Linked DNA regions of Homo sapiens: region 1 is linked to region 2. Evidence: chromatin loops called from intact Hi-C (ENCODE). Cell type or tissue: sigmoid colon. All regions are shown on one strand. Links, peaks and the distances in the headings refer to the core of each region. The heading gives the core; the rest is flanking DNA. Region 1 overlaps SNX9 (sorting nexin 9). Region 2 overlaps SERAC1 (serine active site containing 1).

Region 1 (5,384 bases), core at 258-5,257, 320 kb after region 2:
TGCACCACTGCACTCCAGCCTGGGCAACAGAGTGAGACTCTGTCTCAAAAAAAAAAACAAAAAAAAAAAACAAGGATTAGCCACAAGATTAAAAATTATGATTTAGGAGTCATGTAGCTGGAGGCTACAAGATTCTGATCCTCTCTAAACTGCTCCTAAGATCAGTGCTTGAGATACTTTGCAGACTCTGCACTTGATGGATCAGCTGGCACCACCCCGATCAATAAACTGGGCATCTGATCTTGTGGCCCCCACCCAGGAACTGACTCAGTGCAAGACAGCTTTGACTCCCTGTGATTTCACCCCTGACCAATCAGCACTCCTGGCTCACTGGCTTCCCCCACCCACCAAATTGTCCTTAAAAACTCTATGGGTAGACTGATTTGAGTAATAATAAAACTCCGGTCTCCTGCACTGCATGAATTACTCTTTCTCTATTGCAATTCCGCTTGTCCTGAGAAATCGGCTCTAAGAAATTGGCAGGCAAAGTGAACCCATTGGGCGGTTACAATCCCAGCATTCTGGGAGGCTGAGGTGGGCAGACAGCTTGGGGCCAGGAGTTCGAGACCAGCCAGGCCAAAGTGGTGAAACCCTGTCTCTACTAAAAATACAAAAATTAGGCAGGTGAGGAGGTATGGGCCTGTAATCCCAGCTATGCAGGAGGCTAAGGCAGGAAAATTGCTTGAACCTGGGTGGTGGAGGTTACAGTGAGCCAAGATCATGCCACTGCACTCTGGCCTGGGTGGTAGAGTGAGACTCCATCTCAAAAAAAAAAAAAAAAAAAAGACAAATGGGAAATAATTTTTTAAAATCTAGAATTCTGTACTCACGATGCTTTGAAATTGTCTTCAAACTATTTAAGCTCTTCTAAAAGAAACAAAAAATTAGAATTGCAATGAATTGAGTATGGATTATGCAAAATGGATCACTTAGCACTGCAATCAGAAGTACACAAAGACCATAGCTGTCTGTCTATCAAAGGATTGGTGAGTAAATGCACATTATACATTTTAAGTTAAAATAAGATAATCAGTACAGTTAACCTTTGAACAACACAGGTCTGGTCCACTTTACATGCACCGTTTCTTCTATTTCTGCCACTCCACCCTCCTTTTCCTCCACCTACTCAATGTGAAGACAATGAGGATGAAGGCCTAATGCTCTACTTCCACTTAGTAGTAAATATATTTTCTCTTCCTTATGATTTTCTCAATAACATTTTCTTTAGCTTAATTTACTGTAAGAATACCGTATGTAATACATATAACATACAAAATATGTGTTAACTGTTTGCGTTATAAGGCTTCCAGTCAACAGCAGGCTATTAGTAGTTAAGTTTTGGGGGAGTCGAAAGTTATACTTTAATTTTCAACTGGGCAGGCGGTCGGTGCTCCTAACCCCCACATTGTTCAAGGGTCAGCTATATTTCTTTTTCAATTTTCATTTTCGTCAATTCTTCAACCCTTGTCCTAAGCATCCTCCCATTGCTGGCACCACCTAAGCTGTACAGAAAGGCTTAGAAGGCTTCATCTCCTTGAAACCACCTTTGCAAAATTATAATTGAGGAAATTATGACACTGAAAGAAATCAGACCTAACCAACTCTATCTTGCTTGTAACCTTTAAGCTGTCCTTGTTCATTCCTGAGCACAGGCCAGAACTAACTTTGGGAAAGAATTTGATCCATGGTTTGACTCTGAAACAAAATTGGTAACAGCCCTTTCCTGAAAAGACCCCCTTCTTGTCTGGGGTCCAGTCTGCCTTTGCAGGACTAACAAAATAACTACAAGAAATTACAATTTCGGGGTCATGTAGCCTCTGGCTCCAAGAGTCTGAACCTCCCCAAATTGCTCCTGGGGATAACATCACTATTGTAAAACCTAAGATCAGTGATTAAGATATTTGCAGACCCTGCACTTGATGGACTCAGACCAGTAACCTGGCCCAACCAGTTCTGCCATCCAACCCAGGAACAGAAGACATTAAGAAAACCTAACTTCAACCCCTTAAGATTCCATCTGCAACCTGACCAATCAGCACTCCCCACTTCCCAAGCCCCTACCCACCAAATTATCTTTAAAAACACCAAATTATCTTTAAAAACTCCAATCCCCAAATGCTCGGGGAGACTGACTAACAAACTCAGGTCTCCCGCACAGCCAGCTCTACGTGAATTACTCTTACTCCATTGCAATCCCCCTGTCTTGATAAATCGATTCTGTCTAGGCAGTGGTGATGGTGAACCCATTGGGCAGTTGCATCATGAGGATTTTGATAAGAGCACTGGAGTCAACAAGATAAAAGCAAGACATGCATATATTTTTTAACTGTTAGATTATGTTACCTGTATGGTCACATTACCTGTGGCAAATCTGTTTTACATTAACATGGGCAGACTCATACAAATGTCAACCAGTAAGAGATGGCACTGTTCTCACCTTAATACTATCAAGCAACTTAATAGATACAGCAAACTTAATTTATGAATATGTTTACACTGCCTACCAACAGACTGGATATTTGAAGATATTAAGAATGTATTCTGAATTTTTAAGTATAACAGGAATTACAGTTATTTAAGTCTACAGTTTTGGAGATATATATTAAAATACTTATCATGAAACGATGTCTGGAATTTGCTTCAAAATAATGAGGAAAGGGGAAAATAGGGGAGGGGAGGCTAGAGGAAACAAAACGGGCCAGGATCACTGTGGAGGTGGGTGATGAGTACACAGGGGAGTGTCACTGTGCTGTTCTACTTTTGTCCATGTTTAAAATTTTTATAAATAAAAAGTTAAAATAGAAAATATTGAATCATGCCAAACCATTGAGATGATAGTTTAAAAGTCACAGTGTAGTAAATTCTTATCATTTTATGTTGCCTCAGCATGCACTTTGAAGATAAGTGGGACCTTGTCGTAGCAGAAGCAGGGCTCTGTCACCCTGGACATGGCAGAGGGTGCAGTTCTACACCTCCTCCCAGTTCCTCAACATGACTAATACAGATACCTGCCTTAGACAACTTCCTCCTGGCAACCACCTCCCCATGGGAAAGCTACACACAGCCTACTTCACTGGCCCCGATCCCCACACCCCACATGGGCTGTGCAGTCACAGTGTGACCTCCTGGAACCAATTAAACCTCCCTGGGGGAAACCTGTTTGGACCCCATGAAGGCCCATGGGTCTCTAGGTAGGTCTCAATCTCTCTCTCTCCCTTCACAATTCCTGACCTTCAAGCTCCCTGACCATCCTGTGTGTGACCTCCAGGATTGCTGTGTACTCCCAGGGCCTGTAGGTAATAAAATCTGTATTTCTATCTTGTGCCTCTCCTAATCATTGGGGGATGCCCTTCATCTTGAAGACCCTAAATTAAAACACACAGATGTGGAATTTTTCAGCATGACTAATATGAAATTCCAGTGATCTAATTCATATTAAAAATAATCACTTAATGGAACCATGAAAGAATAAAGATTCATTGAATCTCCAAATTCTAAGCCAAGATGATGCCATTTCTTCTTAGCCCATAACAGCATTCTGCCCCAGTTCTCAGGGTTCCAGCTGCTTTCTTCTACTGCTGCTCTCAAGACTGCTGGGGCTTCAGGAAGTTTATACCAGACACCCTGCAAACAGTGACCCTCATCGGAAGAGAAATGCAGTGAGTCGCTGATCAGAAATGGTTTCATCAGTCAGAAATCCAGCAGTCTGCAAGTACTTTGCTTATGTCTATGTGGCCACCAGTCGAGTGAACAGCATAACGGTAACAGCCAAATGGTCTGATGAGCCGTTTGTATTCACTTTCAGTATATCCAGGAAACATAATCTGAAATTTTCTATCAGACAAAATCTCGAATGCAAAATAATAGAGGTTTTTAAAAATTTCTTTACAAAGTTTTTTCTCCCAGCTGATTTGACTGGGGTATTCCTCATATAGAGAAGGATACTGTGTCAATCCTTCTGAAGCTCTCTTACTGATTGACTTAAATGGAGCACAGGATTTTCCTAGTGTGGCTTTAATAAGATACAATCAATTAAGTTTTAAGAAGGGATAAAATAAGGCTTAAATCCAGTATCAAAGCAAACTGACTGTTAACTCCTGCAGTTAGCTTTGGGTAATAAAGGCAAGCTCAACTCTTTAAAAAAGAAAGAAGAAAGAAAGAGAAAGAAAGAGAGAGAGAGAGAGAAGGGAGAAGGAAGGAAGGAAGGAAAGGAAAGAAAGGAAAGAAAAGAAAGAAAAGAAAGAAAGAAAGTATTTTTTGTAAAAGTCAGTCATTTTGGGTGTGGTGAAAACCCTCCAATGGTTTTATTGCCAAATAAATGTCAAAGCCCCCGTGGTCGCCTGGGCCTCCTCAGCCTGGGGAGCAGCCCCTCTTCCCTGAGCTCCCTCAGCTCTGGCCTCACTGTGCAAGCACCAGCCTGAGGGTCTGCTCTTTCCCGAGATCCAAAGACACCCCAAGCACCAGCCTGAGGGTCTGCTCTTTCCCGAGATCCAAAGACACCCCAAGCACCAGCCTGAGGGTCTGCTCTTTCCCGAGATCCAAAGACACCCCAAGCACCAGCCTGAGGGTCTGCTCTTTCCCGAGATCCAAAGACACCCCCACCTTCCCTCAGATCTCTACCTGAGTGTCACCTTCCCAGTGAGGCTTTCTTGTTTTTTTTCACCTGCTTTCAGAACCCTAGTGAAACCATGAAACAACCGGAGAGGATAGGAGAATCCAAACAGCTATGTATCACATTAAGACAGAAAGGTCTGAGCTTTGCAGAGATTCACGCCCCAATACTGCGCACAACCAGCAAGGTGGTTACCATGTCCTCAAGCAGCACAGCAAGGAAGTGGTGGAGAGAGTTACTAAACTGAGGGGCAGGAGGAAAGGCCTAAAGAGGAGACTGGAGGGCAAGATGGGGTCACACCTTCAAGGCCATGGCACTAGGTTACCATCCCCACCCTCAAATTATGCTTCACCCTGGGCAAGAGGCGGTGGCCTGGGAACTAAAATATTATAGGTCTGCTTCCCCAGCAGGACGGGGATGTAATTTGTTGTAAATTATTACAGAAAAGCAAAATTATAATTTTTCCCCCACTTGGACTGTGCAATGGAATTCACACCTGAATCCATTCAATTATTTGTATTTTACAGATAAGGAAAGTGAAGCAGTAAGTAACTTTTCAAAGTAATGTATTAATAACTGGACTGGGATTTGAACCCAGGCTCCTAATCTCTATGCTATATCACCATTACATGAAAATACATATGCTTCATAATCAGGTAGAACTAATTTTATTCATTCATTGCATCTCTAATAAAAGACATAATTTCTCTTTTATTCTAAATATAAAATTCAAGAGAAACAAAACACTAATAGGGGAAATAGGCTTTTATGT
Region 2 (5,384 bases), core at 188-5,187:
CAAAAAACTGTGGTGTGTTGGAATCAGCTGTGTTACACAGAAAACAAGATAATACTGGCTTAAATATGTATGTAATTGCATAGGTAGGCAGCCATGCTTTTATGGAAGCAGCTCTGTAATCATCAGGGACTCGGATTCTTCTATCTGGCTGCTCTACCGTCCTTAATAAGATGCTTGGTGTTAAGATGACTGCTTTAATTCAAACTGTCAGTTGCTCATTCTAGCAAGAGGGAGGAGGGAAGGAGGAAGAAAGGCACATACCCTTCTTTTTAAGGACACTTTTCAGAAATTGCACATGACACATCCACTCATATTTCATTAGCCAATTCTTTGTAAGTGCCCATAGTTAACTAGAAAGAAAGAAAGGTGATGTAGTCTTTTTTGTTGTCTGTGTACCTAGCTACAACTCACGTTTTATTAATCAGAATGAAAGCATGAAATGATGTTTCACTCTGGCTTCCTCCACCAGGGCAATGAAGCTACTGATATGAAGATCCCAGTGACCTCCATATTGTTAAACTTAATGGAATTTTCAAATATTTGTTTTATTTTTAAATTATAATCTCTTCCCTTTTATTTTCTGTGTCTTTCTTAGTCTCAAAATTTCTCCGTTCTCTACTTAAAATCAGTGTTTCAGATTTTATGTAATCACCGTCATAATATATATATATATTTTTTTGAGATGGAGTCTCGCTCTGTCGCCCAGGCTGGACTGCCGTGGCGCAATCTTTGCTCACTGCAAGCTGCACCTCCTAGTTTCACGCCATTCTCCTGCCTCAGCCTCCTGAGTAGCTGGGACTACAGGTGCCCGCCACCACACCCAGCTAATTTTTTGAATTTTTAGTAGAGATGGGGTTTCACCGGGTTATCCAGGCTGGTCTCGATCTCCTGACCTCGTGATCCTCCTGCCTCGGCCTCCCAAAGTGCTGGGATTACAGGCGTGAGCCACCGTGCCTGGCCCCATAATCTTAAAGGTGCTTTTAAATAGAAATTGACAAGCAGACTCTAAAATTATGTGGAAGTACCAAGGACCTAGAATAGTCCGTCTTGAAAAGGAAGGACACAGCTGGAAAATTTATACTACTAGCTTCAAGACTTACTTTAAAAACTACAGTAATCTGCCTGGTGCGGTGGCTCACACCTGTAATCCCAGCACTTTGGGAAGCCGAGGCGGGTGGATCACGAGGTCAAGAGTTCAAGACCAGCCTGGCCAAGATGGTGAAACCCTGTCTCTACCCAAAATACAAAAATTAGCCAGGTATGGTGGTGGGCATCTGTAATCCCAGCTACTTGGGAGGCTGAGGCAGGAGAATTGCTTGAACCTGGGAGGCGGAGGTTGCAGTGAGCTGAGATCAGGCCACTGCACTCCATCCTGCCTGGGCGACAGAGTGAGACTCTGTCAAAAAGAAAACAAAAAACAACAAAAAACCTACATAATCTAAACAGTGCAGTGTTTATATAAGGATAGATAAATAGATCGATGGAGTGGAATAGGTCCATACATATGTATTCCATTAGGGTTTTTTGTTTGTTTGTTTTGAGATGTGGGTCTCACTGTATTGCCTAGGCTGGTGTTGGGCTCCTGAGCTCCAGCAGTCCTCCTGCCTCAGGCTTCTGAGTAGCTGGTATTACAGGCATGTGCCGCAGATATAGTCAGTTGATTTGTGGTCTCAAGCAATCATCCCACCTTGGCCTCCCAAATCACTGGGATTATAGGCATGAGCCACCACACTTGGCCCTATGGTATACTTTTTATTGTTATTTTATAGTGTATTCATCTATTCCCTCTACTTATAAAAAAATAAAATTTACTGTAAAACAAGTTATGCTGGCAGCAACCTCATATATCTCGTGTAAAGGAAAGTTTAGAAGTTACATGTCAGCTTTTTGAGGCATTATAAACCATCCCAAAGGCTACGGGCTAAAACAAACATTTATTATTGCTTGCAGGCTAAGGACTGAATATGGATTTGTAGGGTCACCTAGGGGCTGGCTAGTTTGATGTGGCTTCACATGCCTGGCGGCTGTTGCTGGCTGTCAGTTGGTACTTGTTGGCTTCATTAATGGGGATATTGGACATTTCTCTTGTGATCCAGCAGACTAACCTAGGCATCTTTACATGGTGCTGGTCACAGGTTTCTCAAGAGCAAAAAGACAGGAGCCTCGATGTGCACGTACTTCCCAAGTCTCAGCTTGCATCATGCTTCTATTGTCCTATGGCCAAAGTTACTCGTAAGATCAATCTAAAGTCACCGTGGGAGGGGACTACCAAAGATCATGGTTATAGGAAAAGGAATAATTTGTGGCCATTAAAAAAAATCTGCATTTAAGACAAAAACTATGTGTAAAAAAAGCAGGCAAGTATGAAAGTGAGCCAACTGGAAGTTTTAGAAATAAAAGTTTTTGAAATACTCAGTGGATGGATCGAATGATAGTCTAAATACAACTAAACAGAAGGTGATGAATTGGAAGATAGATTTGGGGAAATTATAGTGCATGTCAGACAGATAGAAAAAAATGGAAGAAGTTGAGATTTGAAGGTTAGACTTTAAAAATCTAGCATACATCTAATAGGAGTATCAGAAGGTAAAAGTTGAATGGGGGTCAAAGTGGTAATTGTTAAGAATATTGCAGAATTGAAGAAAAATGTGAGTTCTAAGATCAAAGGAGCATACCAAATCTTGAGTGGGGTATATAAAAACAAACCCATACCCAGACATAAAGTAGAGAATTGTAAGAACATCAAAAAGATCTTAAAACTGCCAGATGGAATATAATATTGATAGTAATGATAAGTAGCATTTATTGAACACTTAATTTGGAATAGGCACTATTCTGTGTGTTTTACATATATTAACTCATGTGATATTTGTAACAACCCTTTACAGTAGTTCCCTTATTATCACCATTTTATAGATGAGGAAAGTGAGACACAGAGGTTAAATAGCCCATTATCATATGTCTAGTGTTTTCAAATGTACCTGGATTTTGTTTTAATCAGGAATGGTAAGAAGACAGACACAGAGACAACTGCCTTGAAAGAAGAGCTTATTATGTACAGTTCCCAAGGAAGAGTGGGCGTGCCACACCATGCAAGGCCACATGGGGAAGTACCAGGGTCATTCAGGAGGCATAAGGAGCAATGTGAAAGCATGGGCCAGAGCTTTCTTTTATTGTGTTTTTTTGTGGGAAGGAATGAACGTTTTTTTTGTGGGAAGGAATGAGCGAGACAGGGTAGACGAGCTGAACAAACTTAGGATTGGATAGTTCGAATAATTTGGCAGACCAGAGAGGTGGTCTCTAGCTGCCTAGTACCTGGCTCTGAGGAGATTTAGAGTAAGGGAAGCATTGGCTGTGTGTGGTGGTTGGGGGTATGCACCTGGGATTGGTTGGTTTGCATATGAGAAGCATGCTCACAGGCAGGTTGTTTGCTACCTCTAGCAGTTAGCTATCCCAGAGAGGGGCAGTCACTCCCTGGGTCCTTAAGGTCCTAAGATGTCAAAGCATTCTTAAAAAAAAAAAAAAAATTACTAATACAAGTTGTTTGTGGAATTGGATTTGAAACCAGGCAGTGTGGTCCTACAGAGCACATTCTTAAACTTCTTTGCTATTATTTTGCCTACAAAGAAACAACAGTTAGACTTAGATTTCTCCTGAGCAACAAGAAATATCAGTGAAAATACCATTAATGTACCAAAGGAAACCTACTGTTATTCTAAATTCTAAACCCAGAATTCCAAACCCAGCTATTACTATTTTTTTTTTTTTTTCTGAGACAGAGTCTTACTCTGTCTCCCAGGCTAAAGTGTAGTGCGTGATCATGGCTCACTGAAACCTCTGTCTCCCAGGCTCAAGCAATTCCTCTGCCTCAGCCTCCCGAGTAGCTGGGAATACAGGCACATGCCAACAGGCCCAGCTAATTTTTTAAATTTTTTTGGAGAGATGAAGTCTCACTGGTCTTGAACTCCTGGGCTGGCCTAGAGCTCCTGGGCTCAAGCAGTCTGCCCACCTTGGCCTCCAAGTGCTGGGATTGCAGGCATGAGTCACCACGCCTGGCCCAAACACAACTATTTTTTAGTATATCTAAAATAGAGCATTTTTAGACATGCTGAGAGTGAGAGTGCTAACTACATATATGCCTTCATGAAGGAACTATCAAAGGATATACCTTCATCAAGAATGATTTGAACCTAGGAGGAAGTTGTGGATGCAAGAAACAAAAGTAAGGAAGGAAACTGACAAAATGTTGGTAAATATTTAGGTTGACTGCTTTTAAAAATGACTTCTTTTGGGATGTTTAAAAATAAAATGGAATTAAAATACTAGACAAGATAGGAGAGGATCGTATTTAAAGCATTCTAATATTCTCATTTGGGAGGATAATTATATTGTTTAAATTCATACTATATAGCACATTTAAAATGTGGCTGTTTACTAAAGGAATAGAAATAAATTGTATAACTTTAAGCCAATTAAAGAGTAATAAAAAAATCCTGATCTATCCAACATGCGATAAATGTAAATGGATTAAATTCATCTATTCAAAGAGAGGTTTTGAAATTATAAATGATACCAAAAGATTATAACCATGATGGGAAAAGGTAAGATAGTTAAATACTTAGAAAACTGGCAAGGAACTTAAAGCAATAAATGTTAATAGGGATAAAGGAAGATAGTATGTGATGACAAAAGGAAAAAAGTACTAAGTTTCTAATAATCATTCATTTGTGTGCACCTGATGGCATATCTTTTCACATTATGACCCCCCAAAAAGGGTAGTATTTGTTTGCCACAGATTGGGGTGTTTTGCACTAGAGAGTCAGATCCATGAAAGCAAGGGCAGATTTTTCTTTTTCATTGTTAAATTGCTAGCATCTAGAACAGTTCTTCGTTCCTAGGGACTCAGATAAGTATTTGCTTAATGAATAAAAAAAAAAAGGACAACAAAAGGGGTAAATCGACAAGTGCGCAAATCAGTATGAAACTTTTAAAAAACCCCTCTCGTACTGGTAGATCATGCAGACAAAATTAGGAAGGCTGTTCAATGGCCGTTTGGAGCTGTGAAAAATAAATTAGCAGGACTATAGAAACAACAAAATTAACAAGCCTAGTATAATGGATATATTCTGCTCGCAACAAAGAATAAGCTTGTATGATATATTTATAAATATTGACTGGAATCAGGTAACAAAGCAAGTCTTCACAATTTTAAATAATCTATGTCACATAGCAGAATAAGATAATCTTTGCCTGTAATCCCAGCACTTCGGGAGGCCGAGGCGGGTGGATCACTTGAGGTCAGGAGTTCAAGACCAGCCTGGGTAATATGGTGAAACCCTGTCTCTACAAAAAATACAAAAAATTAGTTGAGTGTGGTGGTGGGC

The links. A loop is a pair of places that touch in the nucleus more often than their neighbours do. Peaks named below come from ENCODE experiments on the same cell type or tissue, not always from the same donor. Only the 100,000 strongest peaks of a DNase experiment are listed, where the experiment ranks them.
Region 1: a loop joins it to region 2, with 8 times the contacts of the local background. A loop is called at or near these places in 2 of 110 quality-filtered maps.

Annotation. Positions count from the first base shown.
Region 1 is chr6:157,839,274-157,844,657 of GRCh38, reverse strand. All of the region lies in intron 1 of SNX9 (sorting nexin 9), which reads right to left. Among named protein-coding and RNA genes, the nearest start is that of SNX9, 19 kb to the right of the region's middle. RefSeq lists a silencer at 2,087-2,381 and an enhancer at 2,899-3,048. In sigmoid colon, for the core only: no CTCF peak of the experiment used is centred there; no DNase peak of the experiment used is centred there.
Region 2 is chr6:158,159,770-158,165,153 of GRCh38, reverse strand. All of the region lies in intron 1 of SERAC1 (serine active site containing 1), which reads left to right. Among named protein-coding and RNA genes, the nearest start is that of SERAC1, 5.8 kb to the left of the region's middle. In sigmoid colon, for the core only: no CTCF peak of the experiment used is centred there; no DNase peak of the experiment used is centred there.